Regions from separate parts of the Homo sapiens genome. Here region 1 is linked to region 2. A link is an interaction called in ENCODE POLR2A ChIA-PET data of the cell type or tissue named here. Cell type or tissue: B cell. All regions are shown on one strand. Each heading gives the region's core, and the rest is flanking DNA. Links, peaks and the distances in the headings are about the cores only. Region 1 overlaps P2RX1 (purinergic receptor P2X 1). Region 2 overlaps P2RX5 (purinergic receptor P2X 5).

Region 1 (11,576 bases), core at 3,522-11,521, 220 kb after region 2:
GGATGCGGTCCGCAGACAGAAGCGGGGAAGAACGCAGACGGCGGGGCACCCGCGGCGATGCGGTCCCGGCGGCCGGCGCAGACCCGAGCAGACTCCGCGAGGCACCCCGCAGACCCGGCCCCGCAGACAGAAGGGGAAGGATCCCCGCCCTGACCAGATCCCAGCTCCCTCGTAGACGCGGCCTGGCAGACCCCCCCCGCCTCTCCCTTGCAGGCTCGGGGCAGGTGTTAAGGCGTTCGTCCTCCTGCTCCTCGCCCGCGTCCCCGCCCCGCCGATCCCTACCTGGGCGCCGGGCGACAGTGTCCGCGGCCCGGCGGGCGGCCCCACTCGCTCCTGCTGCGCGCCCCGCCCCGCCCCGCCCCGCCCCACCGCCTCGCTGGGGCCCAGATCGCCGAGCTCAGCCCGCGGGCGCCGCGGCTCCGGGCAGCGCTCGCTGCCCCGCCCACCGCCGCGCCCGGCCGGCGCTCATTGGTCGGAGCGAACGGCCCCGCCAGCGCCGCCCAATCGGAGCCCGGGACTCCCGCCCCCTCCTGGACTAAGGGACCGCGGTGGGCGGCGCGGTAGGGGCCCTCCCTCCCCTGCGGCGGGGCCGACCTCGCCACGCCCCCGGCGTCCTGGGGTCCCCGAAGTCCCTCCCGGCCGCGGCGTGGGCCCTTCTCCTGGGCCTGCAGGGGACCGTGCTTCCCCGCCAAACCCTTTGCGCCCCCATCCCGGCCTGCAGGAGCCAGAGCGCCCCTCCCTCCCGGGCGAGGCGCGGTGCGTGCGAGGGAGGGGCGAGGCCCGGGGAGGAAGGCCTTGAATGGCAGGCCCAGGAGTGTAGCTTCTGCGGGGCGGGGGCAGAGAGGCCGAGAGGTGGCTTAGCACAGAGTGAAGTGCTTGCTCGGTGAGCCGGCGACAGGAATGGCCTAGCGAGGGCCGAGGGAGTAGAGGGAACTCAGCAGGACAGTGAGGTGACCTTCGCTGTGGCTGTTCCTGGGGACTCTGCCGCCACCTCTTCCCCTAACGCCTCCGCGTGTGAATCCTCTGGCACCACCACTTGCCCCATATCCTTCCCCCAAATCTAACCTCCTGCGTCCCTGTCTCGAAGTGGAGCCAGGAGCCTGGGAGTCACCTGCTGCCTCCCTGTTTCCTGCTCCAACCAGTCCATCTCCAGGCCCTGCCATACTGCCTCTTAACTATCCCTGGAATCGGCCCACTCCTCTCCACCCCACTTCCCCTCCCTTAGCTCAGGCTACCACCATCTTGTCCCTGATTGCTGCAGCAGCCTCCTCCCTGGCCTCCAGCCCCATCCAGTCTCACCTCCTACTAGCCTTTCTCTCCCTGGCACCCAGAGCAAGTTTTCAGGAACACAAGTCCACCGAGAGGCATTTTCTATGGCTCACCGTGAGAATAGGTCTAATCAAGCCCTGTATAGCCTTACTCCCAGCCACCTGCCTGTTTAACGCCTACTCGTCTTTCAGGGTTCAATTCAATCCTACTTCTGCCTGGAAACCTTCTCCATGACCTCCCCACTTCCAGCATGGGTTAGTGGCCCCACCCAGGTACTTCCTTGTACCTGGCATCTGTTTACCTGCTGGTTCCTCATTGGGACTGGGAGCTCCTGGATGGCAAGCACTGTGCCTGATTCGTCCAGCACACAGCCTGTCGCATGGCACAGGTGCTCAGTGGATGTTGTTGAATGAATAATTCCAGCAACTTGAGTGTGGCTTTTGACCTCATGGTTCAGGATACCAGCTAGAGCTCCAGCAATCACATAACGCATTCCAGGCAGTGGAGTGGAGAAAAGGATGAAGAAGAGGGCAGAGGGTCTGCACCAGCTCTCTTTTCAGGAAAGTTCCCAGAAGTTGCCACGTGGCACTTTCACATACACCGCTTGAGCTTACTTAACATGACCAGACCCAGCTGCAAGAGAAAGCTGGGAAATGCAGCTTCCATTCTGGGCAGCCACATGCCCAACCAAGAACCAAGGACTGAATTGCTACCGGGAGAACAGATATCCGGAACAACTAGTGGACTCCACCATTGAGAGGGTGGATAGATTGAGGGGCAGAGCTCGACTGTATGCCAGGTGCTGTTTACAGGTCTTTCCTCAACCCTACTAAAAGCTATTATTGTCCGGGTGCAGTAGCTCATGCCGGTAATCCCAGCCCTTTGGAAGGCTGAGGTGGAGCGTATCATTTGAGCCCAGGAGTTTGAGAACAGCCTGGTCCACATAGTGAAACTCTGTCTCTATTTAAAAAAAAAAAAAAAAAGAAGTTGTTATTATCCTTGACTCACAGAGGAGGCTTGGAGAGTTAAGCCACTTCCCCCAAGGACACACAGTGAACTGTGGCAGAGCTGCAATTGAAACCTGTCTTTTCCTTGCACGCCAGACAGGCTGGGAAGTCAGGAAAGGGTGTGTCCTAGGAGCTGCTGGAAGGAAATCTTTCGACAAGGAAGGCTTGGACAACAATGTGAGAAGCTGTCAGGCCAAGCAGGATATGGGGCCCAAGTGTCTGCTTAAGACTTGGCAACCAGGACACTGCCAGTGACCTTGGCAAGGGCACCTAGGAGAAGTGGTTGGGGTGGAGGCCAATTGCAGAGGGAAGTGTGGACTGGTCTTTCTGGAAGGGTTGCAGTGAGGGGAGAGGGGCAGAGCTGCTGGGGAACCTGGGCCAGGAGGAGGCAGAAGAGGGGGACAGATGTAGGGGTAGGAGAATGGAGGTGGCTTCTGCTGGGCAGCCTCTGGGCTGGGTGGTGAGGCTGAATACAGAGGAGGGACCCTTTTCTGCTCACTTGGAAGGGAAGGGGGCAGAAAGTGCAAAAGCAGGTGTGTCTGGAGAAAGAAGGGGGGGCAGAAGAGGAAGTTCCAGTCTTATAAAATCTAAATGATAGGTCTTGGTTGGGGAAGAGGGCAGAAGGCCAAGGCCCTGAGGGAGATGGCAGGGGCTGGCCTGTGTTGTCCAGTCTGGTAGCCACTAGTCACATGTAACTATTTAAATTAATTAAAAGTAAATTGGGCAGTCATGGTGGCTCCCGCCTGTAATCCCAGCACTTTGGAAGGCCGAGGCAGGCGGATCACCTGAGGTCAGGAGTTTGAGACCAGCCTGGCCAACCAACATGGTGAAACCCCATCTCTACTAAAAATACAAAAAAAAATTAGCAAGGCGTGGTGGTGGGCACCTGTAATCCTAGCTACTTGGGAGGCTGAGGCAGGAGAATTGCTTGAGCTCAGGGGCTGGAGGCTGCAGTGAGCCGAGATCGTGCCACTGCACTCCAGCCTGGGCGACAGAGCAAAATTCCGTCTCAAAAAAAAAATATTGATTAATTAATTAAAAGTAAATAAAATACGAATTTCATTTCCTTGGCTGCATATTTCCACCGAGGCCACCTGTGGCTTCTGGGTACCCTATTGGACAGCATAGATAGAGAATATTTCCATCATTCCAGAAGGTTCTATGGGACGGCACTGGTCTAGACAGAGCATGGTGACTGGGTGGGGGATGCTGCCCAGAGATCCTACCTGGCTGTAAATCCAGGCCTGAGGTCATGCCCACAGCAGGGCCCTCCACACAGCCTCAGTCAAGTCCCTCCTCCCCTCTTTGGGATTCCGCCAGATCTCCCTCCTGGCACAGCCAGCCCCTTCCTCCCCACTGTTTCACGAGGCCACTCCTGGGGTTCTCTACTTGTGCCACTGCCAGGCCTCTCCCAGCCATGGAGGGTTGGGAAGAGCGCCAATGTTCAGGGCTGTGCCAAGATGGCAACCCGTGGACAGAGGTGAGCTGACCTCTCCACCCAGCACTGACCCTGCTGGGCTCAGGGCGTATGAGTCGGCTCACTGGTCCCCACCGGCAGATCCAGAGGGATCTCAGAGATTGCCCAGCTCAGCCCCACATTTCACAGACGAGCACACTGTGTTTCAGAGAGGTCTGGAAAGAGAGCACGGACGGCAGAGGTTTGTCCTCATTCCCTTTATTGTACTCCACCCGTCGCTTCCCCCAGACCTTCTGTTCAGACAGAGCCAGGCAGGCCTTGGGAGCTGGGGCTGAGCCACAGGCAGGGAGCCCAGGATTTGGCTGGGGCTCCCACCCCAACCCGAGGTAGCTGAGTAAGGATTCATGGCTGGGAGGGCTGTCCTGGCCTGGCACACTTGGAGAGAAGCCTTTCCCTATGGAGGTGACATGGCACGGACCATGTGTGTGTGCTTGGGGGTGTAGATGTGTGTAGATGGTTGTGTTTGCAGGGCCCAAGCTGTTCACATACACAGTGTGGAAGGATGCTGTGTGCACGTAGGTGGTGTGTACACTGGGTTGTGTGCATGAGACACTGTGTGGCACGTGAGCACACAACACACATGCTGAAGGTGTTTGAGACCCTGTTCAGTGTCTGCACCTGAACAGGAAGTGCAGGCTCAGGGCTAAGTCTGACTCCCGCTCAGGAGCTTAGAGTCAGAAAGTTCGAGGACGGCACTTCTTAAACTTAGGTCCCAGAATGGCCTGGGGAGTTTGCCATCCACACAGATCATACGGCCAGCCCTGGAGCTTTTGGTTCAGGAGGTCTGGGGGTGGGCCCAGGAGCTTGCATTGTCGATAAGTTCCCCAGGGAAACCGAAGGCCAGGAAGAAACAGGGCTCAAGCAGGGCTGTCTAATAGAACTTTCTTTGACAGTGAAAATGCCCCGAGCTGTCCAGTATGGCAGCCACTAACCACACGTATCTACTGAGCAGTTGAAATGTGGCTAGTTCAGCCGAGGAATTGAATTTTGTGTTTCATTCTATTTTATTTTAGTTTAATTTAGTCACCTATGGTTACTGACTGCCACATCGGAGAGCACAGATCTAGAGAAATGGAGGCAGCGGGTTGGATAATGAGAGTCCGGAGAGAGAAGCACGAAGCTAGGGTGCAGGTGTGTGGGAGGGTCCTGCCCAGCCCCAGCCATTCCCCACCAGGAGCGGCTGAGGCTAGGGTAGGGCTCCCTCAGGGTGTGTGGGGTCGGAGCCGGAGCTCAGATTTGCACAGGTCTCTCCTACTATGCACCCTGAGCTTCTGGCAAACTGCTCTCTGCCTGGCTGAGAGGGTAGGAGACTTCCTGGGGAGGCCCCTCTGCCCTGGCTGGGACCCACCAGGGCTCCAGGCTGAAGCCTCACGCTGCACCCAGTCAGGAGTTGGGGCCCGAGCATCAGGATGTCCTCATGTTCTCCTGCAGGCCCAGGGTGGAGCTGGTAGCTGCGAGGTCACGCTCAGCCTGTGTACGTGGTGCAAGGGTTGGGGGATACAAGTCAGTGCTGGGGAAGCAGCTGCCCACGCCCCCCACCCCAACACAGACACAAGCGCCGGAGGCCTTCGAAGGGCCTGGCTCGGGGGGTTCTCTTACCGCCCCTGGCCCCATGTCCTCAGCGTATTTGAACTTCTTCTGCTTGTAGTAGTGCCTCTTAGGCAGGATGTGAAGCAGCAGCAGGTCACAGAGAACTGTGGCCTGGGGTCAGGGAAGGGCACGGAGACAGCGTGGGAATCCGGGGGTGGGTACGGAGCCCTCCACATCCCACCTCAGTCCCTGGTGGTGAGGCCCTGGCTGGATCTGACCTCACTGGAGGCCAGTTTCCTGGAGGGTGGATGAGGCCCTGCAGGACTCTCAGGGGACCAAGATGGTTCCACCCCAACTCTGTCCTGCCCCAGCTCTGGGCCTTGGTTTTCTTAGATCTATGTAGTTGGTGGGGTGGGCAGCTGCTGGCTCAAAAATGATAGACAGTTAGGGTCAAGTTTTAGGGTGAGGGACGTCTTGCTGCTACTGAATTGTGGAAGAGGAGGGGCCAACCCCAGCACAGTGAGCCGGTGACCCCAGCACTTACCACCCCAAAGATGCCAATTCCAGAGCCGATGGTGGTCATTGTAGGGATGATGTCAAACTTCCCGGCCTGGTGGCAGGACCCAGGGAGAGAAGGGCTAACCGTCGGAAGGGGCCCAGCTGGAAAAGGCCGGACCTGGGACAAGGGGACTTCCCCACCCTCGGCTGTGAACTGTCCCCACCTCGGACTCTACATGGGCCACCAGCTGCTGGTCAGTAGACCTGGGTTTTGACCTTGGCTCTGCCTCCCTGAGCGCAAGGAGACTGTGGGGAGGCATGGCCACAGGTTGCAAAGCCCTGCTCTGGACATGCCCCATGACCATCTGTTATTAGAAGTAAAACTGCTGGATGAACCCACCCAACTTCCGGTTGTCTATAACTGTAGATGCCCAAAGGTACTCACAGGAGCTGAGAATGTGTCTCAGCTGCCACCACCCTCACACTGGACACTCACCTTGCCGTCCACCAGGATGTCAAAGCGAATCCCAAACACCTTGAAGAGGTGACGGTAGTTGGTCCCGTTCTCCACAAAGTGCCTGGCAAACCTTGGGGAAGGGATGAGGTGGCAGGAGGGTGATGGAGGGGACTGTCTTGGGTCTGGAGTTCTTAGCGCATCAGGGATACAGGAGATTTAGTGGTCTCTGAGTACAGCCTCATCCCCAACACCGGGCAGGATCCCAGGCCTCATTCTGGGAAAGTTGTACTCAACTCTTGCCCCAACTCCTTTTTCTTTTTTTTTTTTGTGAGACGGAGTCTCGCTCTGTCGCCAGGCTGGAGTGCAGTAGTGTAATCACAACTCACTGCAGCCTCAGATTCCTGGTCTCAAAGCAATCCCACCTCAGCCCCCCAAGATGCCTTGATTACAGGTGTGGGCTGCTGTGCTCAGCCATTGCCCCAGCTCCCAATGTCAGCAATTTCCCCAGCTAGTCCTGGCCAGGTGGGCCTGAAGGGGTCTGAGACCCAGGGACAGGGGATTTGAGACTTCAATATCTTTCTCCCTGCTGGCTTCCTGCATGGCCACCCAGGCAGAATGAGAGCTGCCCAGGACCCTCTGCTCCCCTCTGGGGACACTTTCTCAGACCTGAAGTGTTCTGGGAGTAGAAAAGCCCGCAGGACCACAAGGAAGAATGTGCTGCTGGGGGCCTGGCAGACACCTGAAGTTGAAGCCTGGGGAGAGATTTTTCTCTTCGTACAGCCCATGGAACTCATAGATGGGTCTGCAGTGCCGTACGTGCCAGTCCAGGTCACAGTGCCAGTCGATGGTGATGCCAACCACTCCACCCTGCCAGGGACACAAGTAGTTAAGATCTGGGATTTCAGGATCAAAAACCCCTGTCTCAGCCGGGCGCAGTGGCTCACACCTGTAATCCCAGCACTTTGGGAGGCAGAGGCGGGTGGATCACCTGAGGCCAGGAGTTCAAGACCAGTCTGGTCAACAGGGTGAAAACCCGTCTCTACTAAAAATACAAAAATTAGCCAGGTGTGGTGGCGCACGCCTGTAATACCAACTACTTGGGAGGCTGAGGTAGAGGAATCACTTGAACCTGGGAGGCGGAGGTTGCAGTGAGCCGAGATCCCACCACTGCACTCTAGCCTGGGTGCAGAGCCAGACTCTGTCTCAAAAACAAACAAACAAAAAAAGCCCATCTCACAGCTGGTACACGCACTCTCTCAAGAACAGACCATTTTGGAGCCGGGCGTGGTGGCTCGCACCTGTAATCCCAGCATTTTGGGAGGCTGAGGTGGGCAGATCACTTGAGATCAGGAGTTCGAGACCAGCCAGACCAACGCAATGAAACCCCGTCTCTACTAAAAAATACAAAAATTAGCTGGGCATGGTGGCGGGTGCCTGTAATCCCAGCTGCTTGGGAGGCTGAGGCAGGAGAATCATTTGAACCCGAGAGACAGAGGTTGCAGTGAGCCGAGATCACACCACTGCACTCCAGCCTGGGCAACAGAGCAAGCCTCTGTCTCAAAAAATCAACAACAACAAAAAAAACTGGACATTTTTTATTTAAGAAAAGATACTGAGAAACTGTTTTGGGGTAGAGGTCCTGTCACCCTCACTGGCCTTCCCTCCCATTACCCTCCACACTCCAGCTCTCTGACCATTTCTTGTTTATTTATTTATTTATTTTCGCCCTGCTCTTGTAACCCAGATACGTCCTTGTTATTCCCTTCTGTTTCACTCGTGTGTTTTCTTTGGGAGCATTTCTCGCTTTATAATCATAAGTTTATTTAGTGTGATTATGTATTAACCCATCTCCTCCAAGACTGTAAGCTCCAGGAGGACGAAGCTATCTGTCTCATTCATCACCAACTCCTGAGTTCCTGGCACAGGTCACAGTGTGGGAGGCAAGCAGACAATTACTGCATTAATTAAAGAAGGAATCTGTGAAGACCTGGATTGGGAAGAAAACATTGGAGAAAGCGAAGCTCCTCTGGGCGAGGCGAGTAATGGGACAGGTGGAGATAGGCTGAGCAACAGGAGAAGAGCTGGAAGGTGGTCAGAGAAGGGGACAGGGAGCTGGGAAACTTGCCAGGAGCCTAGTTACTGAGAAGTTCCCAGTTGAAGATGGCAGGGAGATTTTTTTTTTCTTTTTTGTGAGACGGAGTCTTGCTCTGTCACCCAGACTGGAGTGCAGTGGCACGATCTCGGCTCACTGCAACCTCTGCCTCCCAGGTTCAAGCGATTCTCCTGCCTCAGCCTCCTGAGTAGCTGAGATTACAGGTGCCCGCCACCATGCCCGGCTAATTTTTTATATTTTTAGTAGAGACGGGGTTTCACCGTGTTAGCCAGGATGGTCTCGATCTCCTGACCTCGTGATCCGCCCGCCTTGGCCTCCCAAAGTGCTGGGATTACAGGCGTGAGCCACCGCACCCAGCCCTGATGACAGGGAGATTTTTAGGAACAGGGAGGTCTAACATTCAGCATGTGTGTTGCTCCGGCATCAACCCCCTCCAGGGGTCAGGAAACTGAGGCCCATGGGCCTGATCATGGCCAGGTCCACTCTTCACATATGGTCTGTGGCTGCCCTTGCCCTTCCACAGCTGACTTGGGTAGTTGGCACGGAGCCCATATAGCCGGCAAAGCTGAAAATAGTTACTATCTGGCCCTTGAAAAAAAAGTTTGCTGACCTCCCTTGTAGACAGACAAATGTGTCGTGAGTGGGTTATTTTGATAACATCACAGAAAAGGGATTGATTTCGTTCTTGAACAGGCAACTGCAAGGGCAGGACTAATAAGGGACACGTGCTGCCAGGTGTACAGGCTTCCCACGCGCCAGGCAGCGAGGCACGCCAGGCACACGGCGTCAACTCTGCCAGGTGTATAGGCTTCCCACGTGCCAGGCAGCGAGGCACGCCACGCACACCGCGTCAACTCACTTGACCCTCGGGGCGACCCCACGAGACTGGCACCATTATTGCCCCCCGTCGGTGGGTCCAAAAACTCACACCCACTGAAGTTAAGAGACTTGTCTGAGTTCATACTGCTCGTTTGGGGCAGAGCTGGGATTTGAACCCGGTCAGCTAGTTCTGCGCTCATAGGGACTGCTTCTTCGGAATCCCAGGTGACTGCGAGGATCCCAGGGCACAGGATTTCTCAGGGCCATAGGCTATAGGATTCAAGCTGCCTTTTTATTTTTATTTATTTTTATTTTTGAGACGGAGTCATTCTGTCGCCTGGGCTAGACTAGTGCAGTGGTGCAATCTCGACTCACTGCAACCTCCGCCTCCCGGGTTCAAGCAATTCTCTTGCATCAGCCTCCTGAGTAGCTGGGATTACAGGTGCCCGCCACCACACCCAGATAATTTTTGTATTTTTTTTTTTTTGACAGAGTCTTGCTCTGTCCCCGAGTCTGGAGTGCAGTGGCGTGATCTCAGCTCACTGCAACCTCTGTCTCCCAGGTTCAAGCGATTCTCCGGTCTCAGCCTCCCAAGTAGCTGGGATTACAGGCGCATGCCACGATGCCTGCCTAATTTTTTTGTATTTTTAGTAGACACGGGGTTTCACCATACTGGTCAGGCTGGTCTCGAACTCCTGACCTCAGGTGATCCGCCCACCGTGGCCTCTCAAAGTGCTGGGATTACAGGCGTGAACCACTGTGCCCGGCCAATTTTTGTTTTTGTTTTTTTTTTGTTTTTGAGATGGAATCTTGCTCCATTGCCCAGGCTGGAGTGCAGTGGCGCAATCTTAGCTCACTGCAACCTCTGCCTCCCGGGTTCAAGTGATTCTCCTGCCTCAGCCTCCCTAGTAGCTGGGATTACAGGTGCGCGTCACCATGCCTGGCTAATTTTTGTATTTTTAGTAGAGAAGGAGATTTCACCATGTTGGCCAGACTAGTCTCAAACTCCTGACCTCAAGTGATCCACCCGCCTCTGACTCCCAAAGTGCTGGGATTATAGGCACGACCCTCCGCACCTGACCAAGCTGCTTTTATCTAGTTTTTTTTTTTTTTTAAAGCAGGGCATCAACAAACATCCAGATGACAAGGTCTGCCCACATCCGTTCATTCTGGGCACCTCCTTCGTGCCAGTTCCATGCCAGGACCTGCTGAAGACATGGATCTGACGCTCAGGGGGCCCCAGTATCAGGGGACAGACCCATACATATACTCAGCCCTCACCGAGGAGACTTGGGAAGATGAACTGGGCCTAAAAAGCCTTTATCAGGATCCTGCGGCCCAGCCCTCCCCACGTGCCTGGCACCATGCTCCATACCTTCTCAGCCAGGGTGCTGAAGTTCTGGCCTGACTCTTGCACCACGTAGCCAAGCTGGAAGACTGGGCACAGGGGGTGCAGGGTCTTGTGAAAGAGGCAGGTCTTCATGTGGGCAGCATTCACCTCCTCCACCAGGTTGCGCCTGTGGGGGTGGAAGGTGTTGACAGCTGCTGTGTGTCATCCGGGAGGGTGCCCACCACGCCCCAAAGCCTGGGGACCCCTCACAGGCTCCACATTGCCCCTTTGATTCCTTCCACGCCAGCAGGAATGGAGGGAGACAGAGACAGCTGAGAGCTGCCGGAGCGGCCCCGGCCAGCTGCCTGCATTTCTGCCCGAATTTCCCACGCACCTGTTGACCTTGAAGCGTGGAAAGCTGATGCTGTTCTTGATGAAAAGAGTGAAGTTCTCGGCCTCTCGGAGAAGGGCAGGGCTGGAGGACACCACACGCACTCACCGCCCCTCCCCAGGAGGCCCCCTGTGTGTCCCACACAGAGCTTGGCACAGCAGGGGGTGGGCCGAGCCTCCGGGACCCGCCTGCAGCCCTGGGCTGGTGGAGGGGTGGGTGTGCTCTAGCGTGGCCAGGACCCAGGGGAATCTTCAGCCTAGGTTGCGCGGATGGGGTGAGGGTGGGGTCAGAAAAAGGGGTAAAGATCCTTTCTAGACCTAGGCCCCCCTCTGTCTGGCCTGGGACCCTGTTCTTAGCTCTCTGGAAGGTCAGAGTGTTACCGCGGGATGTCGTCATCCACCTCCACGGGGCACCAGCCAAAGATCTCACACGTCTTCACAGTGTCGTTGAAGGCCACACACTTGCCCGTGCGGATGCCTGGAGCCAGAGGGAAACCCCTGGGTGCCTGCACTAAACAGAGGAGGCCGCCCCAGACCCCTTCTCCAGGAGCTCCCAGTGACGGGCCACTCAAGCAAAGGAGCCAAGGACAGAAACGTGGCTGGGTCCCGGACGGGCAGGCCAAGCCAGGGCGGAGGAGGGGAGACGGCAGGAGGGAGTCCCTCCCGGAGGCCGCCTCGGCGGGAGG
Region 2 (16,674 bases), core at 4,781-12,780:
ATGACCCCTGCCTTTTTTGCTTCCTCCCAAACCTAAAAGTCACCAAGTTATAAAAATGCAAGGCTTTGCGTCAGTGAAGAAGTGACACACCTAAGTGGATCACCTGGATCTTCACTTTCTTTTTTTTTTTTTGAGACTGAGTCTCACTGTCGCCCAGGCCAGAGTGCAGTGGTATGATCTCAGCTCACTGCAACCTCTGCCTCCCAGGTTCAAGCGATTCTCCTGCCTCCGCCTCCCGAGTAGCTGGGACTACAGGCATGTGGACACCATGCCCGGCTAATTTTTGTATTTTTAGTAGAGATGGGGTTTTGCCATATTGGCCAGGCTGGTCTCGAACTCCTGACCTCGTGATCCACCCGCCTCGGCCTCCCAAAGTGCTGGGATTACAGGTGTGAGCCACTGCGCCCAGCCTGGATCTTTACTTTCTAATCAGAGAGCAGTATAGGCTTGTTGCAGGTTCCCTTCCCAGAAAACCCAAAGCGAGGAAGTTGCTTTGCTCTAGGAGGGTTCCTGTTCTGGAGACCATGTCCCTGGGCCCCTGACATCCCTCTCCAAAGCCTCAGTGGAGGGATGCTCTCACCACCCCCGCCTTTCTGTGTGCAGAGAGAACCCCTCCAAAGAGGATGCTTCCAGGGAGCCGCCCAGACAGCACTGGGACTGGTTGAGTGAGGGCGGCGCTGGAGCACTTTTCTGCCAGGTGGCTCGGGCAATGGCGAGGGCTGAGCTCCAGGTTTCTCACCTTGGGTTTACGGGGAGACAACTCACATACAACGGGGTAGGAGAAGAGAGCTAGTCAGCTCCCAAGCCCAACATCGAAACGTACTTCATGTCCATTTTTGACAGGGGAGACTGGGTCTTAAGCGCCAGCGTCAGGAGAAGTTCATTACCTGAGTGAATGTGTAAGAAACCACACGAGTTTTCGGCAAAATCAGGGAGCCTCCTGCATTAGTAACACTGGCTGCCTCTGGGGAACCGGGAGGACGGAGGTTGCTTTTCACTGACTATCCTTTGCACCTTCTAAACTTTGAATCATGTAAGTATTACCCAGTCAAAATATTGTAACTTAAATCAGCTGAGCATACTGCTGCTTTCAGGGTGGGGGAGGAAGCCTCTTGGTCTCTAGGCAGCATGCGTGTAAGTCTGACCTAGAAATTGGCTCCATCCACCAAAGCTGGCCTTTTTCCCCTGAGAACCAGGGCTTCTTAAATGTCACTGTGCACACAGATCACCTTGGAATCTTGTTGAAACACAGGTTCTGATTTGGGTGGGGGGCGGGGGAGCTGGGACCTGCATTTCTAGCAGGCTCCGGTCCCTGGACCCCACTTTAAATAGCAAGGCTTGGCCGGGTTTGGTGGCTCACGCATGTAATCCCAGCACTTTGGGAGGCCAAGGCTGGCGGATCACCTGAAGTCAGGAGTTGGAGACCAGCCTGGCCAACATGGTGAAACCCCATCTCTGCTAAAACTACAAAAATTAGCCGGGCATGGTGGTGGGCACCTGTAATCCCAGCTACTTAGGAGGCTGAGACAGGAGAATCGATTGAACCTGGGAGGCGGAGGTTCCAGTAAGCCAAGATCACGCCACTGCACTCCAGCCTGGGTGACAGAGCGAGACTCTATTTCAAAAAAATAAATAAATAAAAAGCAAGGCCCTACAGCGATGGAGGCAGAGAGCAGCTGAGGGTGCGGTAGGTGGGTGTGGCCGTGGCATAAGACAGGTGGGGACGGAGGGAGGGGAATGAGGGCCTCCCTAACTCAGCCCGTTTACACCTGCTGAGTGGCGCCATCCTTGATCTCATTAGCACTTCAGGCCCAGCCTCTGAGGAGGGGTGGGGAGGGCAGGAGCTCGGCAGGGTCAAGGCGACTGTATCTCCCATCTGGGCAGGTCCATATTCCCCGGGCGTCCCGAGGCTGGTGGAGTCAGATGGAGCAGAGGCCTCTTGCCTCCCCTTCCCCATCTTACCTAGACTCCCCAGGAGCTGGCTTCCCCACTAAGAGCCAGCTGCCTCCTGACTGCTCCAGTCCTTTCCTGGTTGCCTCCATGGCCACCTTTAAATTTTATCCTTGGGGCAAGCCCAAATGTCCCCTTGGGTGTTGTCCAAGAGCTTTCTCTGAGCAACCATCATTCTCGGCAGGGATTTCGGAAACCCTGCTAGAGGCTAGAGGAAGGCCAGCTGGAGTGGCTGGGCCTGGCTGTGATGTCTCTGTTGGCTTTGGAGGAATTACACGCGGGCCCCTCTCCCTGAGGTTAGGTCAGCATCTCATTTAAGCACCTCTTGGTGGGCCCAGCACACAGCATGCGTCAATACATGTTTACAGCTCATATGAATGAGTGAAGGTGCAGCCAGGTTGAGGGAAAATCCAAACACTCCACTTCCGCTCAGCACCCTGGCCTGTCCCTTTCCCTGGACACCTGCTCCAGGGACTCCTCTTCTAGGTCCGAGCCCCTCTGACCATTGGGAGGCTCCCCTCCTCACTCAGCAAAAAGCTTGCAGCAAGATCCCAAAGTTCAGGAGAGATGGCTGTGCCTGGAAGCCCCTGTCTCATGCAGGCACAGACTCCTCTACCCAGTTCAGAGCTGCGGGTTGTTCTGGCCCCAAAGTTTTCAGCGACACTGCTGGTAGCCAGCAGCCCTGGCTACATCTCCACTGTCTGCAGCTGCTCCAAATTCACCTGTGCATTCTGCAAATGGCCAGACCTGTGTGTGGGCGGGAGGGGGCGCACAGGGCAGAGAGGACTGTCGGGAGCCGGTGGGTGGGCCAGCCTCACCAGAGGCAGCAACGCTCCTGGCAGCACTGCAGGCAGGCAGAGCATTCAGAGAGAGCACAGCCTGCCAGGGTTCCTGCGGAAGCCCAGCACGCATAGATGCTCAGGCAGAAGCCTCTGGAGTTGCCCCGGCAAGGAGTAGCAGCAATTGCGGTGGCAGCTGGAGCGTGGGCCTGTGAGTCCACAGCCTCCCACAAGCCTCAGCGAGGCTCAGCCAAGACAAGCCAGGCCGTCGGGCTTCCCGCTTGCTCAGAATGGGAGCTCAAGTGAGCACCCAGGAAGTAAGAGTCAGCTCAGGGAGCACAGGAGGGCTGCCAGGCTCTGGGTCTACCCCATACGGACCCCTAGCCTCCAGCCTCCTTGCCCCACTGCTGCAGCCCCTGCCTCTCTCTCTCCTCACTCTTCTCCAGCCCAGTCTATTTCTTGCTCCTTCCCTGCCCAGGCCCAGCTCCCAGCTGAACGCTGCCAATTCCTGAGTCAGCAAGGAATGAAAGCTGGGCCAGGAGAAAGGCCACCAAGGTCAGTGAGTACCTGGGGTGTGGTTTGCAAGAGAGTCACAGAACCCCAGTCTGACAGCAGGAGGTGTCCAGCCCCCACTGGGAGGGGAAAAAAGGGAAAACAAGGCACAGAAAGGGCCAGGCACCTGCTCACCGCACAGGTACTCTGCAAGGCAGACGCAGAGCAGGCCCGAGACAGGTCCCCCACCCAGCCAGACGCCCTCCCCACGCAGGCTGAGCCTCGTCTGCAGAGAAGCCAGCGCCCCCAGGAATCGCGGCCCAAGGACCCCCCTGGCAGCACGGCCAGCACCCTCCTGAGGCCGGGGCAGCCCCAGAATCGCACACAGAAGAGGGGCTGAGGGGGGGTCATCTGAGCACAGAGACGTTCGGCAAAGGCAGAGTAACTCAGGAGAACCTCATCCTACAGACACTGCCGGGATTCAAATCTCAGCGCTGCCATTCACCGGCTGTGTGACTTGAGCAAATTACCGAGCCTTTCTGTGCCTCAGCTTCCTCATTTGTAAAATGGGGAAGATCGGTGTCTATCTGATTCAGTTGCTTACATGAGTTAACAAATACGGAGAGTACAGAGGGGTTCCAGGCAGAGAGTCAGTGCTGTGGAGCAGCGCGCTGTTATCATCTGAGCGCCGGCATGGCACAGCAGGCACCCATGGCCATCCAGGGTCTCGGGAGCTAAGGGGGACCTTGCGGGGTAAAGCACCAGCCCCTTCCCACAGAGGCTCTCCCAGTTCCTAGATGTCCTGCCTTGTGGCCAGCTCACACCAGAGCAGAGGGGTCCGCTGGAGCTGCCAGGCATGAGAAGCCCCAACTGGGGACCCCTCTCTGCAGGACCCAGCTGTCGGGCTCTCTGCCTAGCAGTGGCCTCACCTGTGGGGCTCCAGGAGCTGTGGGCACACAGATCCGTTCCCCTTCTGACTGCTGCTTCCACGCTTCGCCTCGGGTGGCTCCTGCAGCTCCTGCTGCTCCGGCATCCCCAGCAGCCCTGGCCCAGATGTGAGCTGCTCAGATAGCCCCAGCCCCGATGCCTCGTCCTCGGCCTCCTGGGAACTGTCTTCTAGGCCCCTGGACAAGATACAAGCTGTTCACCTGGGACGGCCCTGCAGGGTGCCTCCCCTCCTAGACGGGCGGAGTGGGCCTTGAAGAATCCCTCGCCCTGCAGGCCGCCACCCTGCTTCCTCCAGCCGGTGTCCTCCACCCTGCTTCCTCCATGCGGCTCCCTCCACCCTGCATCCTCCACCCTGCTCTCTCCACCCTGAGTCCTCCACCCTGCTTCCTCCACGTGGCGTCCTCCACCCTGAGTCCTCCACCCAGCTCCCTCCACCCTACATCCTCCACCCTGCATCCTCCACCTGGCTTCCTCCATCCTACGTCCTCCACCCAGCGTCCTCCACCCTGCATCCTCCACCCTGCATCCTCCACCCTGAGTCCTCCATCCGGTGTCCTCCACCCTGCATCCTCCACCCTGCGTCCTCCACCCTGCATCCTCCACCCTGCATCCTCCACCCTGCGTCCTCCACCCAGCGTCCTCCACCCTGCATCCTCCACCCAGTGTCCTCCACCCTGCATCCTCCACCCAGTGTCCTCCACCCTGCATCCTCCACCCTGCATCCTCCACCCTGCGTCCTCCACCCAGTGTCCTCCACCCTGCGTCCTCCACCCTGCATCCTCCACCCTGCATCCTCCACCCAGCGTCCTCCACCCTGCATCCTCCACCCTGCATCCTCCACCCTGAGTCCTCCACCCAGTGTCCTCCACCCTGCATCCTCCACCCAGTGTCCTCCACCCTGCATCCTCCACCCTGCGTCCTCCACCCAGCGTCCTCCACCCGGCGTCCTCCACCCTGCTTCCTCCACCCGGCTTCCTCTACCCTGCTTCCTCCATCCTGGGTCCTCCACCCTGCAGGCCACCACCCTGCTTCCTCCATCCTGGGTCCTCCACCCTGCAGGCCACCACCCTGCTTCCTCCATCCTGGGTCCTCCACCCTGCATCCTCCACCCTGCATCCTCCACCCTGCGTCCTCCACCCAGCGTCCTCCACCCTGCATCCTCCACCCAGTGTCCTCCACCCTGCATCCTCCACCCTGCATCCTCCACCCTGCATCCTCCACCCAGCGTCCTCCACCCTGCATCCTCCACCCTGAGTCCTCCACCCAGTGTCCTCCACCCTGCATCCTCCACCCAGCGTCCTCCACCCTGCATCCTCCACCCTGCATCCTCCACCCTGCGTCCTCCACCCAGCGTCCTCCACCCTGCATCCTCCACCCAGTGTCCTCCACCCTGCATCCTCCACCCTGCATCCTCCACCCTGCGTCCTCCACCCAGCGTCCTCCACCCTGCATCCTCCACCCAGCGTCCTCCACCCGGCTTCCTCTACCCTGCTTCCTTCAGCAGCACAGTCAGGACTGTGGTTGGGGTTCAGCCTGTGGCCAGGGTCAGGGCGCACGGCTATAACCCAGGGCTGGGGTTCAGGCCATAGCTGGAGTGCAGTAAGGCGAATGACCCAGGCAGACCCTGCACCCACTGTCCCAGGCTGTGGGGGTGCTGAGGGAGTACTAAGGTGTCTGTCCCAATTCCCATTCTGATCCCTGCTTCTCCAGAAGGCCTTCCCCAAAGGCCGAAGCCACAGCCCCTTCCCCTTCCCGCCCTCCCACAGTCATCAGGGTTCCCCACCCACGCTGTGCTCTGCCGCTGTGAACACGCACACCCCACCGAACCCAGGGCCCAGGAAACTCCGGAAACAGCCTCTGCATGGAAGAAAATATCCGCTTTTCTTTCCTTTACTACTCCAGCTTCCCTCAGCCCCGGCGCACCAGGACCACCAAGTCCAAGAATCCCAAAACAGAAGTGCTGCAGACACCACTCGATTGGTAAACCAACTCTCTCATCTCCCAGATAGAGAAACCGAGGCCCGGGGAGGCCTGGGACTTGTCCAGAATCAGGCGGAGCCTGTGAACTCCGTCTCCCGCCCTGTGGCCCACAGCGCCCTCTCCTCCCACTGCTGCCGAGGCCGAATCCGGTTCTGTAGAGCATGTACTCAGAACACTTCTCCTCCCCGGGCCCTCCAGCCCCTGCCTCCCACCCCAGCCATCAATATCACATCAGGGCAAAGGCTCGAAGCCACGGGGGTGCTCCACAGGGCTGCCCTCGGGCCGCCGGCCTGGAAGCGGAACTGACCTCACTTCCTCGTACTTCTTGTCACGGTAAAACTCTCTCTTTTTGATGAGGTAGATGAGTACCAGGTCGCAGAAGAAAGCACCCTGCAAAACAGGGGTTCCTGATTCAGAATCCTAGACCTCTGAGAGCACTGTTCATTTAGGGCACTTTGCCCCTTCCATCCTGCAACAGCCCCTAAAGGTGGCATCACTGTCCCCATTTAACAGATGAGGAAACTGGGCTCAGCAAGGGGCACCCTTGTCCGACACCACAGAGCTGGTCCATGGTGGAGCTCAAGCTGGACTGGAGCTCCCCCGATCCCACAGGCCAGGCACTCCCCGACCCCGCACCACCCGGACCCCATCCAATCGTTCCTTCAACACATTTGCTGGGCACCCAGCACGTGCCAGTGTCTGCACCGAAGTACGGAGAGGATCTGGACAAGAGAGACCTCCTGGGGACTCTCCCTCTGGTGCAGGAGACAGGCGTGTCGATGACGACCCACATAGGACTTCACTCAGCCTGGGGAGGGTCCCTATTCAGTCCTTAAGGACTAAAGAGGAGTTTATACAAGACAAAGAGGTGGAAGGACATTACGGAGGGAGGAACAAGCCTGTCACATCTGGGAAATGCCGCAGGGCCTGTGCGGGAAGAGGGAGATGCGCTTCTGGAGAAGGGGATGGGGACTGGCCTGTTAGGCTTCTTAGAATGTTTCCGAGGCATTGGTCCTCATCCTTTAGGTGAGGCGGAGGCACCACAGCCCGAATTTTGGCATTTAGAAAGATCCCTGTGGTAGTCAGTGTGAGATAGGTTGGAAGGGTTCTAACCAACAAGGACGCTATGGTGCTAGTCAAAGAAAGATGATGGGTGCCAGGTGCAGTGGCTCACGCCTGTAATCCCAGCACTTTGGGAAGCCGAGTCAGGCGGATCACCTGAGGCCAGGAGTTCGAGACCAGCCTGGCCAACATGGTGAAACCCTGTCTCTACTAAAAAATACAAAAATTAGCTGGGCGTGGTGGCGGGTGTCTGTAATCCCAGCTACTCAGGACGCTGAGGCAGGAAAATCGCCTGAACTCGGGAGGTGGAGGTTGCAGTGAGCCAAGATCGCACCACTGCACTCCAGCCTGGGCAACAAGAGCAAAACTCCATCTCAAAAGAGACAAAAACAAAAGCAAAAACAAACAAAAAAGGAAGATGATGAGGTGGACGACCCCAGCTCAGCCCCTCACACCCAAAACGTGCCCTACGGACCAGAGCGATGCAATTGCCCCTCTCCTCCAGCAGAGGGAGACTCCACCCACAGCACAGGGCAGGGTTGGGGCCTGAATGATAGAGGAGAGTGGAGGTGGGAAGGGTTGGTGGAGGGGCCAACAAGGAATCTTGGTCCCCTGACCCTGGGTGCTGCACATCCATCCCCTAGATGCCAAAAATGTTGCTTACCAATTCGCTGCTCCCCAGAGACCAACCCCAAACCTAACCTTGACCACCACCTCTTCCTGCGCCATTACTTCCAGTTCACAGGTCTGTCCCCAGAGGGTGCTCTGATTTTACCCACATCACAAGAAAGTGATGAATGGGCTGGGCGCAGTGGCTCACGCCTGTGATCCCAGCACTGGGAGGCCGAGGTGGGCGGATCACCTGAGGTCAGGAGTTGGAGACCAGCCTGGCCAACATGGTGAAACCCTGTCTCTACAAAAATACGAAAATTAACCGGGCGCGGTGGCGCACGCCTGTAATCCCAGCTACTCAGGAGGCTGAGGCAGAAGAATTGCTTGAGCCTGGGAGGCAGAGGCTGCAGTGAGCCAAGATCATGCCATTGCACTCCAGCCTGGGCGACAGAGTGAGACTCCGTCTCAAAAAAAAAAAAAAAAAAAGAAAAGTGATAGCTGAAGGTGGGCCTTCTGTAAGAAAGTAACAGGCGCAAACATCCAGGACCCTCCCAGTGACTGTCTGCAGGTAGGGATCCATGTGGAGCTCACTTTTCTTGACCCCCTCCCAGGAACGTGGTCCTGGTATGGGACACAATTTTCCAGGTTTTAACAAAAGTCACCCCTGGGTCCCAATGGACTCCTCCAGTGGGGCTGTCTTGTGTGCACAGGGAGAGGAATGAGGGAAGAGGCTGCCAGAAACCTGGGAAAGGGACCTGCCGGGATGGGCACTGACCACTCCCATGGCTCTCAAAAACTCCAGAAGGACCACGGGGCAGTGTAGACTCAGGACGCCTTTCCCTGCCCTCAGTCCCTGTGTCTCCTCCCCTGTGAGCCGCTCCCGGCCCCACTGAAGGGCCACCTCTAAGGAAGAGTCACAGGGCTGCCTTCCCTGCCTCTCAGCCTTTCAGTCGGGTGGTTCTCAGCCAGCTGGGATTTTGCTCCATCACAACTGCAGGGGAGGGTGCCCCTAACATCTAGTGGGTAGAAACCGGGAATGCTCTTAAACATCCTACAATGGGCTGGGCGCGGTGGCTCACGCCCATAATCCCAGCACTTGGGGAGGCCAATGCCGGAGGATTGCCTGAGCCCAGGGGTTCAAGATCAGCCTGGCCAACATAGTGAGACCCCATTTCTACAAAAAATTTAAAAATTAGCCACAGGTGGTGGTGCACCTGCAGCCCTGGCTAGTGGGGAGGCTGAGGTGGGAGGATCGCTTGAGCCCAGGAGTTCAAGACTGCAGTGAGCCATGATCATGCCACTGCACTCCAGCCTGGGCAACAGAGCAAAAACCCTGTCTCTGAAATCAACATCCTCAGGGTCTGGGAAAATATAGTATCGACCAGAAAAGTGTGAAATATGAAATAGAAAACAAACAAAAACCTCCTACGACACCCAGCACAGCCCTCTGTGCATTGTGGAATGTTTAAGGGCATGTCCAAGGATGTGTGTAAGACCACAACACAGAATTCTCCCACCCAAAAAGTCAGCAGCACCCAGGCTAAGAAACTGTCTGCAGCCTAATCCTGCCCCCTTTTTTTTTTTTTTTTTTTTTTTTTTGGAGATGGAGTTTTGCTCTTGTTGTCCAGGCTGGGGTGCAGTTGTGTGATCTGGGCTCACCGCAACCTCCTCCTCCCGGGTTCAAGCGATTCTCCTGCCTCAGCCTCCTGAGCAGCTGGGATTACAAGCATGTGCCACCACACCTGGCTAATTTTTGTATTTTTAGTAGAGGCAGGGTTTCTCCATGTTGGTCAGGCTGGTCTCGAACTCACAACCTCAGGTGATCCGCCACCTCACCCTCCCAAAGCACTGGGATTACAGGTGTGAGTCACTGCGCCCGGCCTAATCCTGCCCTCTTTTAGCAGAAGTAGAGATAGAGACTTTAGAAGTTCAGGGACTCACCTGGGATCCCAGGGATATCCCAGCCACGCCTCGGCTGGGGACTGACCTAAACCCATGCACAGCTGCAGAGCTACCAGCACATGCCTCCCTGGCTCTGGAAAGAGACTCGGGCTGTCACTGCTACCTGAGGACAGCTGGCAGAGCGTGAAATCCCAGAAAGCCCTCTTTTCCCACGCCTATTCTGATCTTGCCAGCTCTGGTTCTTTCTGGGGGCACTGGGACACGGTCCTCCTGAACAGCAGCCTCCCCCTCCCTGCCAGTGCGGCCGCCGGGGAGAGGGTGGGACGCGGGGAGGGAGGGGAGGTACTCCCAGCACCCATGAGCGCCACCCCAGAGCCCACGTTGATGATGGTGGGAATGATGCTGAACTTCCCTGCCTGGAAGATAGAGACAAGGCCAGTGAGCGAGGCAGGTTGGACAGCGGGGCCCCCAGGGACCCTCCCAGCGTCCCCCTCCCAGCCTGAGAACAGGAGAACGCACAGCGGGGCCCCCAGGGACCCTCCCAACGTCCCCCTCCCAGCCTGAGAACAGGAGAACGCACAGCGGGGCCCCCAGGGACCCTCCCAACGTCCCCCGCCCCCCGCCCAGCCTGAGAACAGGAGAACACACAGCGGGGCCCCCAGGGACCCTCCCAACGTCCCCCGCCCCCCCGCCCAGCCTCAGAACAGGAGAACGCACAGCGGGGCCCCCAGGGACCCTCCCAACGTCCCCCGCCCCCCGCCCAGCCTGAGAACAGGAGAACACACAGCGGGGCCCCCAGGGACCCTCCCAACGTCCCCCTCCCAGCCTGAGAACAGGAGAACGCACAGCGGGGCCCCCAGGGACCCTCCCAACGTCCCCCGCCCCCCGCCCAGCCTCAGAACAGGAGAACGCACAGCGGGGCCCCCAGGGACCCTCCCAACGTCCCCCGCCCCCCGCCCAGCCTCAGAACAGGAGAACGCACAGCGGGGCCCCCAGGGACCCTCCCAACGTCCCCCTCCCAGCCTGAGAACAGGAGAACGCACAGCGGGGCCCCCAGGGACCCTCCCAACGTCCCCCGCCCCCCGCCCAGCCTCAGAACAGGAGAACACACAGCGGGGCCCCCAGGGACCCTCCCAACGTCCCCCTCCCAGCCTGAGAACAGGAGAACGCACAGCGGGGCCCCCAGGGACCCTCCCAACGTCCCCCGCCCCCCGCCCAGCCTCAGAACAGGAGAACGCACAGCGGGGCCCCCAGGGACCCTCCCAACGTCCCCCGCCCCCCGCCCAGCCTCAGAACAGGAGAACGCACAGCGGGGCCCCCAGGGACCCTCCCAACGTCCCCCGCCCCCCGCCCAGCCTCAGAACAGGAGAACGCACAGCGGGGCCCCCAGGGACCCTCCCAACGTCCCCCGCCCCCCGCCCAGCCTCAGAACAGGAGAACACACAGCGGGGCCCCCAGGGACCCTCCCAACGTCCCCCGCCCCCCGCCCAGCCTCAGAACAGGAGAACGCACAGCTGGGCCCCCAGGGACCCTCCCAACGTCCCCCTCCCAGCCTGAGAACAGGAGAACACACAGCTGGGCCCCCAGGGACCCTCCCAACGTCCCCCGCCCCCCGCCCAGCCTCAGAACAGGAGAACGCACAGCGGGGCCCCCAGGGACCCTCCCAACGTCCCCCGCCCCCCGCCCAGCCTCAGAACAGGAGAACGCACAGCGGGGCCCCCAGGGACCCTCCCAACGTCCCCCGCCCCCCGCCCAGCCTCAGAACAGGAGAACACACAGCGGGGCCCCCAGGGACCCTCCCAACGTCCCCCGCCCCCCGCCCAGCCTCAGAACAGGAGAACGCACAGCTGGGCCCCCAGGGACCCTCCCAACGTCCCCCTCCCAGCCTGAGAACAGGAGAACACACAGCTGGGCCCCCAGGGACCCTCCCAACGTCCCCCGCCCCCCGCCCAGCCTCAGAACAGGAGAACACACAGCTGGGCCCCCAGGGACCCTCCCAACGTCCCCCTCCCAGCCTGAGAACAGGAGAACACACAGCTGGGCCCCCAGGGACCCTCCCAACGTCCCCCGCCCCCCGCCCAGCCTCAGAACAGGAGAACACACAGCGGGACCCCCAGGGACCCTCCCAACGTCCCCCGCCCCCCGCCCAGCCTCAGAACAGGAGAACGCACAGCGGGACCCCCAGGGACCCTCCCAACGTCCCCCTCCCAGCCTGAGAACAGGAGAACACACAGCTGGGCCCCCAGGGACCCTCCCAACGTCCCCCGCCCCCCGCCCAGCCTCAGAACAGGAGAACACACAGCTGGGCCCCCAGGGACCCTCCCAACGTCCCCCGCCCCCCGCCCAGCCTCAGAACAGGAGAACACACAGCTGGGCCCCCAGGGACCCTCCCAACGTCCCCCTCCCAGCCTGAGAACAGGAGAACACACAGCTGGGCCCCCAGGGACCCTCCCAACGTCCCCCGCCCCCCGCCCAGCCTCAGAACAGGAGAACACACAGCGGGACCCCCAGGGACCCTCCCAACGTCCCCCGCCCCCCGCCCAGCCTCAGAACAGGAGAACGCACAGCGGGACCCCCAGGGACCCTCCCAACGTCCCCCTCCCAGCCTGAGAACAGGAGAACACACAGCTGGGCCCCCAGGGACCCTCCCAACGTCCCCCGCCCCCCGCCCAGCCTCAGAACAGGAGAACACACAGCTGGGCCCCCAGGGACCCTCCCAACGTCCCCCGCCCCCCGCCCAGCCTCAGAACAGGAGAACACACAGCTGGGCCCCCAGGGACCCTCCCAACGTCCCCCTCCCAGCCCCCGCCCCCCGCCCAGCCTCAGAACAGGAGAAGGCACACGCACCTTGCCGTTCACCATCACGTCAAAGCGGATCCCGTAGGCTTTCATCAGGGTGCGGAACTCCACCCCGGCTGCGTCTCGGTAATATCTGGCAAATCTGAGGGAGACAGGGCCCAGGGGAGGCCTCAGCCTGCCTGGCCTTCCCTCTTTAGGCAGCACTGATGTGGCTGCTCTGGGGACTTAGAAGGACTCCCGGAACCCTGACTCTCAGCAGCCCCAGGAGTGGCTTGCAGACCTTCTCACTGAGCCAAAAACAAAGAGGCATCCAGCTATTTGAAATCCCTGCCAGACATTCCCTGAGGAGCAAGGGCTTCCCCACCCTACTCTGAGCAACCCTTGGGTCGCCAAAGCGCGGATGGAAAGGATGCGGCAGAGGCCGCAAGACTCGGCTTCACGGAGAGAAACAGGCAAGAACACGCGCTCTCCTCTCCCAGAGGCACCCCCAGCTTCAGTCGCTGGCCACTCTGCTGGGGTCCACACCTCTCCTGGGCCATCTGTCCCTGCACCTCCCGCTCTGACACCCACCCCCAGGAAGGGGCCTCAATAGTGCTGGCACCCAGATGAGTGAGTGCCACTGATCATGGTCAGGTCACAAGTGGGCACAAGGCAGCGGTTACCTGAAGTTGTACCCGGAGGAGACAGACTTTGAAAGTTTATTGTCCAGACGGCTAAAAGAATAGTGAGGGTGGCACTCAGAGGCAGCTTTATCAAGATCACAGTTCCATTCAATATTAATTCCTATCACGCCACCCTTGATAAAAGAGAGATGAGGGTCAGCACACACAGCTTTCCGGAGACGGACAGCATCCCAGGCCAGCCCTTCACCGGCACTGGACAATAGGAGGAGGTGCTCAGGCACGAGGTCAGCCCCTCGAGACCACCCTCCAGGAGGCTTAGTCCCCCCATGGAGCGGCTGAGAACACTGCGTCGTCCCTGCCTCAGGGCTGCCTCCCTCGTTCTTCAGGGAGAAGGGAGCCGCACAGGGTAGGCCTCTCTGGACAGGCACTTCACACTCCAGCCAGCATGTGCCAAAGGGGGTCCCTCTGCCTCACCTTCGGCTGGTGCCCCAAGGACTCAGAACCGCACAGCAGGTGCCAGGTCTGGCTCTCACTGACTGCCCGTGGTCTGAGCGCTGCCACAGCCTGCCTGTGTGCCACAGCCAGTTCTGAAAACACTGAGTCCCTGGGGGCAGGTGACTTTGCAGGGCCACCCTCGCCCGCTGCCACGGCCTGCCTGTGTGCCACAGCCAGTTCTGAAAACACTGAGTCCCTGGGGGCAGGTGACTTTGCAGGGCCACCCTCGCCCGCTGCCACGGCCTGCCTGTGTGCCACAGCCAGTTCTGAAAACACTGAGTCCCTGGGGGCAGGTGACTTTGCAGGGCCACCCTCGCCCCACGAGTCCCCGTCCACACCCTCCTCGTCACAGAGCCAGGCCCAGTGCCCCCAGGCCCTCAGGGAGGGCTCCCTGCGTGCACCCCACCCACCTCCAGGGCTATATCCTGGAAGTCGCTCCCGGCCCAGCGGATCACGGAGCCCAGTCGGAAGATGGGGCAGTAGTGGTTCTTGGGGCCAAAGTGGCATGATTTCAGGAAAGATCTGTCCTTGACGTCCATCACATTGCTTCTGGGTGGAGGCCATGGGCAGCCGAGAAATGAAGTAAGACTTGATGTTTCCCGGCCTGGCCAGGAGTCACTCGGTCCCTCACCAACCTGAGTGCTGACAGCTCCCCGCAGCAACACCCCACTTTACAGCAGGGGAAGGGGCGCCCCAGCACCACCCACCGTTTATTCACATGCAGACATCACCCACTCACATGCAGACATCACACACACACGCACACACGCGTGCACGCACGCACACACGCGAACACACGCACACACACAAACGCACGCACACATGCACACAGACACATGCACGCGCACACACGCACACACGCGAACACACGCACACACGTGCACACACGCGCGCACACACACCCCCAGGCAGAGACCCACGGAGGGCCAGCCAAGGCCCCTCATCGACCAAGGCCCACCCGTGGCCCCCAGTAGCCAAGCCCACGTACTTGGAGAAGTTGAATTTGGGGAAACGGATGTGGTTCTTTATGAAAATGGTGAAGTCTTCGGCCTCCTTCAGGAATGGCTCCCTGAAAACCAACCCAGAACAGCCTGTCCAGGAGGCCCCACCCCTGTGCCCCTCCCCCAGGCCTGGGCCAGTGTGAGGCCTGTTCCTTGGGTCCCCTGGAGCCTCTGCCCAGGACAGTTAATTTGCTCATGCTGGGGAGGCCGTCGGGCCTCGCTGGGACAGCCTGACTCCTCCCTCAGCGTGAGGCTCCCAGAGTGGGCAGGACTCCACCCTCAGGCTGGGACCCACCGCACGGGGCTGGGAAACCCCTCAGGGTCCTGAGGCTGCAGCCACTCACTCCGGCCTGGAGCTTGTCTCCAACGGGCACCAGGCAAAGATCTCACAGGTGCCCCTGGCCAAGTTCTCTCTCCGCAGGCAGCGGCCGGTCTTCACTCCTGCAGGGGTGGGACAGGATCAATGCCAGGAGCCTCCCACTCCGAGTCCTCCTTCAGCCCGTGGCCGCTCCAGGCCCTCACCGTTTCCAGCTGTAACCGCTTCCCCAGCGTGGCAGTCGCTGTCCTTGGAGCACGCGCCATCAGGAATGCCTTCATTCTGCCAGGAGAGAAGGGGCACCTGGATGGGGGGGTTCCCCCAGCTCAGAGCCGGGTCCCACTCCAGGAGATAGAATAGGGGTTCTTCTTCGGCCTGGCCCACACACACTCTGAGAACCTACTTCTCCCCCATATAATGCAGGAACCACACCCGGGTGCACACAGCCACCCGAGACCCTTGGAGTGGACAGACACCCTTGCTTCAGAAGAGAGTAGACCCCAACCACTGCCGGTGGCTCTCCCACCCCCACGCCAGGGCCCCTCGCCAAATCAAACCTCAGCACAGACGTTCTGCCGCTGGTTGGGGGTCACAATCAGGTTGGTGACCACAAAAAAGACGTTCTCTCCCTAAGGAACCAGAGAGGCACTGAGGAACCTCCTCCTGCCCCTTAGGGACCACCCCACCTTTCCAGCGTTACCTGAAAGAGGGCGGTCCCTCTGCCTGGGTTTTGGGGATAATGGGGCCACAAACTTGGTATACTCTGCCCATCTGCTCATGGACCCCACAGTCCCCAGGTAGATGTCCATTGATAGATCTCCTCCAGACTCACAAACCCCAACTGCCCCAGGATCCGGGAGAAGTGGGCGCAGGGCTCAGGCTGCCCTGGCCCTGGCCAACTGTGAACAGGCTGGAGAGCTATTCCCAGAGGCAGTGACTTAGAAGGGGGGTTCTCTGTGCCAGCCCACCTGACTCACAATGACCTGAAAGTTCTCTGGGTCCCATTTGTTCTCAGCAGACTCAGATAGAACAGAGCAGTCACCCGCGGCACAGTCAAAGAGGGCAGGGGTTTGGCATGGGAGGTAGGATCTGGACAGGGTTGCTCTCTGCAAGCCCTGGCAGCTGTCTTGGGCCAAGAGAGATGATGGATGGGGGTCCCTGCGTATCCAAGAAGCTTCCCGTGTGACCCACCCGAACCAGGCAGTCCCTGCCAGCCTTGGCCGTGTGCTAGGTGGGGACTCAGACCTGGGCTGGAATGACGTAGTCGGCGACATCCCAGATCCGCTGCCCAAGATCCGAGGTGTTGGTGAAGGCCACGCCCTTGACTTTGGTGATGACAGCACTCTGCAGGGAGGTGTCGACGTCTTGGTAACCCTTCTTTATCAGGAACACCCATCTGTGGGAAGGGGGCCGGTACGTGGGCATCAGCCACTCTGCTGGCTTCGGGGAGCTTCCCCAGGCCTTGGGGTGGGGTAGCAGTCACAGCAACTCCTAGTTGAGGTGGAGCAGGCTCAGGGCTCCACCTGTCCCACCAGCTCCTGGGCAGGGGCCACAGCTCCCACTGCTGACTGAAACCCAGTCCTGCAAGCAGCAGAGGCGACAAGCAACCCTAGAGATGGGGGCCCTGAAGAGGCAAAGACCAGCCGGGCGCAGTGGCTCACGCCTATAATCCGAGGCAGGCAGATCGCAAGGTCAGGAGATTGAGACCATCCTGG

Evidence for each region. Peaks named below come from ENCODE experiments on the same cell type or tissue, not always from the same donor. Only the 100,000 strongest peaks of a DNase experiment are listed, where the experiment ranks them.
Region 1: POLR2A ChIA-PET joins it to region 2 with 6 read pairs; 2 of 35 experiments call an interaction of 5 or more read pairs at or near these places.

The regions. Positions count from the first base shown.
Region 1 is chr17:3,892,657-3,904,232 of GRCh38, forward strand. It overlaps P2RX1 (purinergic receptor P2X 1), which reads right to left. Exons shown (of 12, transcript NM_002558.4): 5 at 11,272-11,368; 6 at 10,895-10,975; 7 at 10,546-10,687; 8 at 6,978-7,105; 9 at 6,278-6,368; 10 at 5,828-5,893; 11 at 5,353-5,454; 12 at 3,936-5,223. The coding sequence ends at 5,158. It overlaps CAMKK1 (calcium/calmodulin dependent protein kinase kinase 1), which reads right to left and starts at 397. Exons shown (of 16, transcript NM_032294.3): 1 at 283-397. RefSeq lists silencers at 94-273, 304-843 and an enhancer at 11,158-11,576. In B cell, for the core only: no CTCF peak of the experiment used is centred there; no DNase peak of the experiment used is centred there.
Region 2 is chr17:3,675,440-3,692,113 of GRCh38, forward strand. P2RX5 (purinergic receptor P2X 5) reads right to left here. Exons shown (of 12, transcript NM_002561.4): 2 at 16,205-16,355; 3 at 15,517-15,588; 4 at 15,166-15,241; 5 at 14,988-15,084; 6 at 14,631-14,711; 7 at 14,053-14,191; 8 at 13,187-13,320; 9 at 12,573-12,666; 10 at 6,457-6,539; 11 at 4,151-4,345. P2RX5-TAX1BP3 (P2RX5-TAX1BP3 readthrough (NMD candidate)) reads right to left here. Exons shown (of 15, transcript NR_037928.1): 2 at 16,205-16,355; 3 at 15,517-15,588; 4 at 15,166-15,241; 5 at 14,988-15,084; 6 at 14,631-14,711; 7 at 14,053-14,191; 8 at 13,187-13,320; 9 at 12,573-12,666; 10 at 6,457-6,539; 11 at 4,151-4,345. Among named protein-coding and RNA genes, the nearest start is that of P2RX5, 12 kb to the right of the region's middle. RefSeq lists an enhancer at 13,169-14,077. In B cell, for the core only: CTCF peaks have their summits at 7,718 (motif pointing right) and 7,918; DNase peaks (open chromatin) are centred at 7,842, 8,661, 9,952, 12,702 and 1 weaker place; H3K4me3 peaks cover 168 bases; H3K27ac peaks cover 2,495 bases.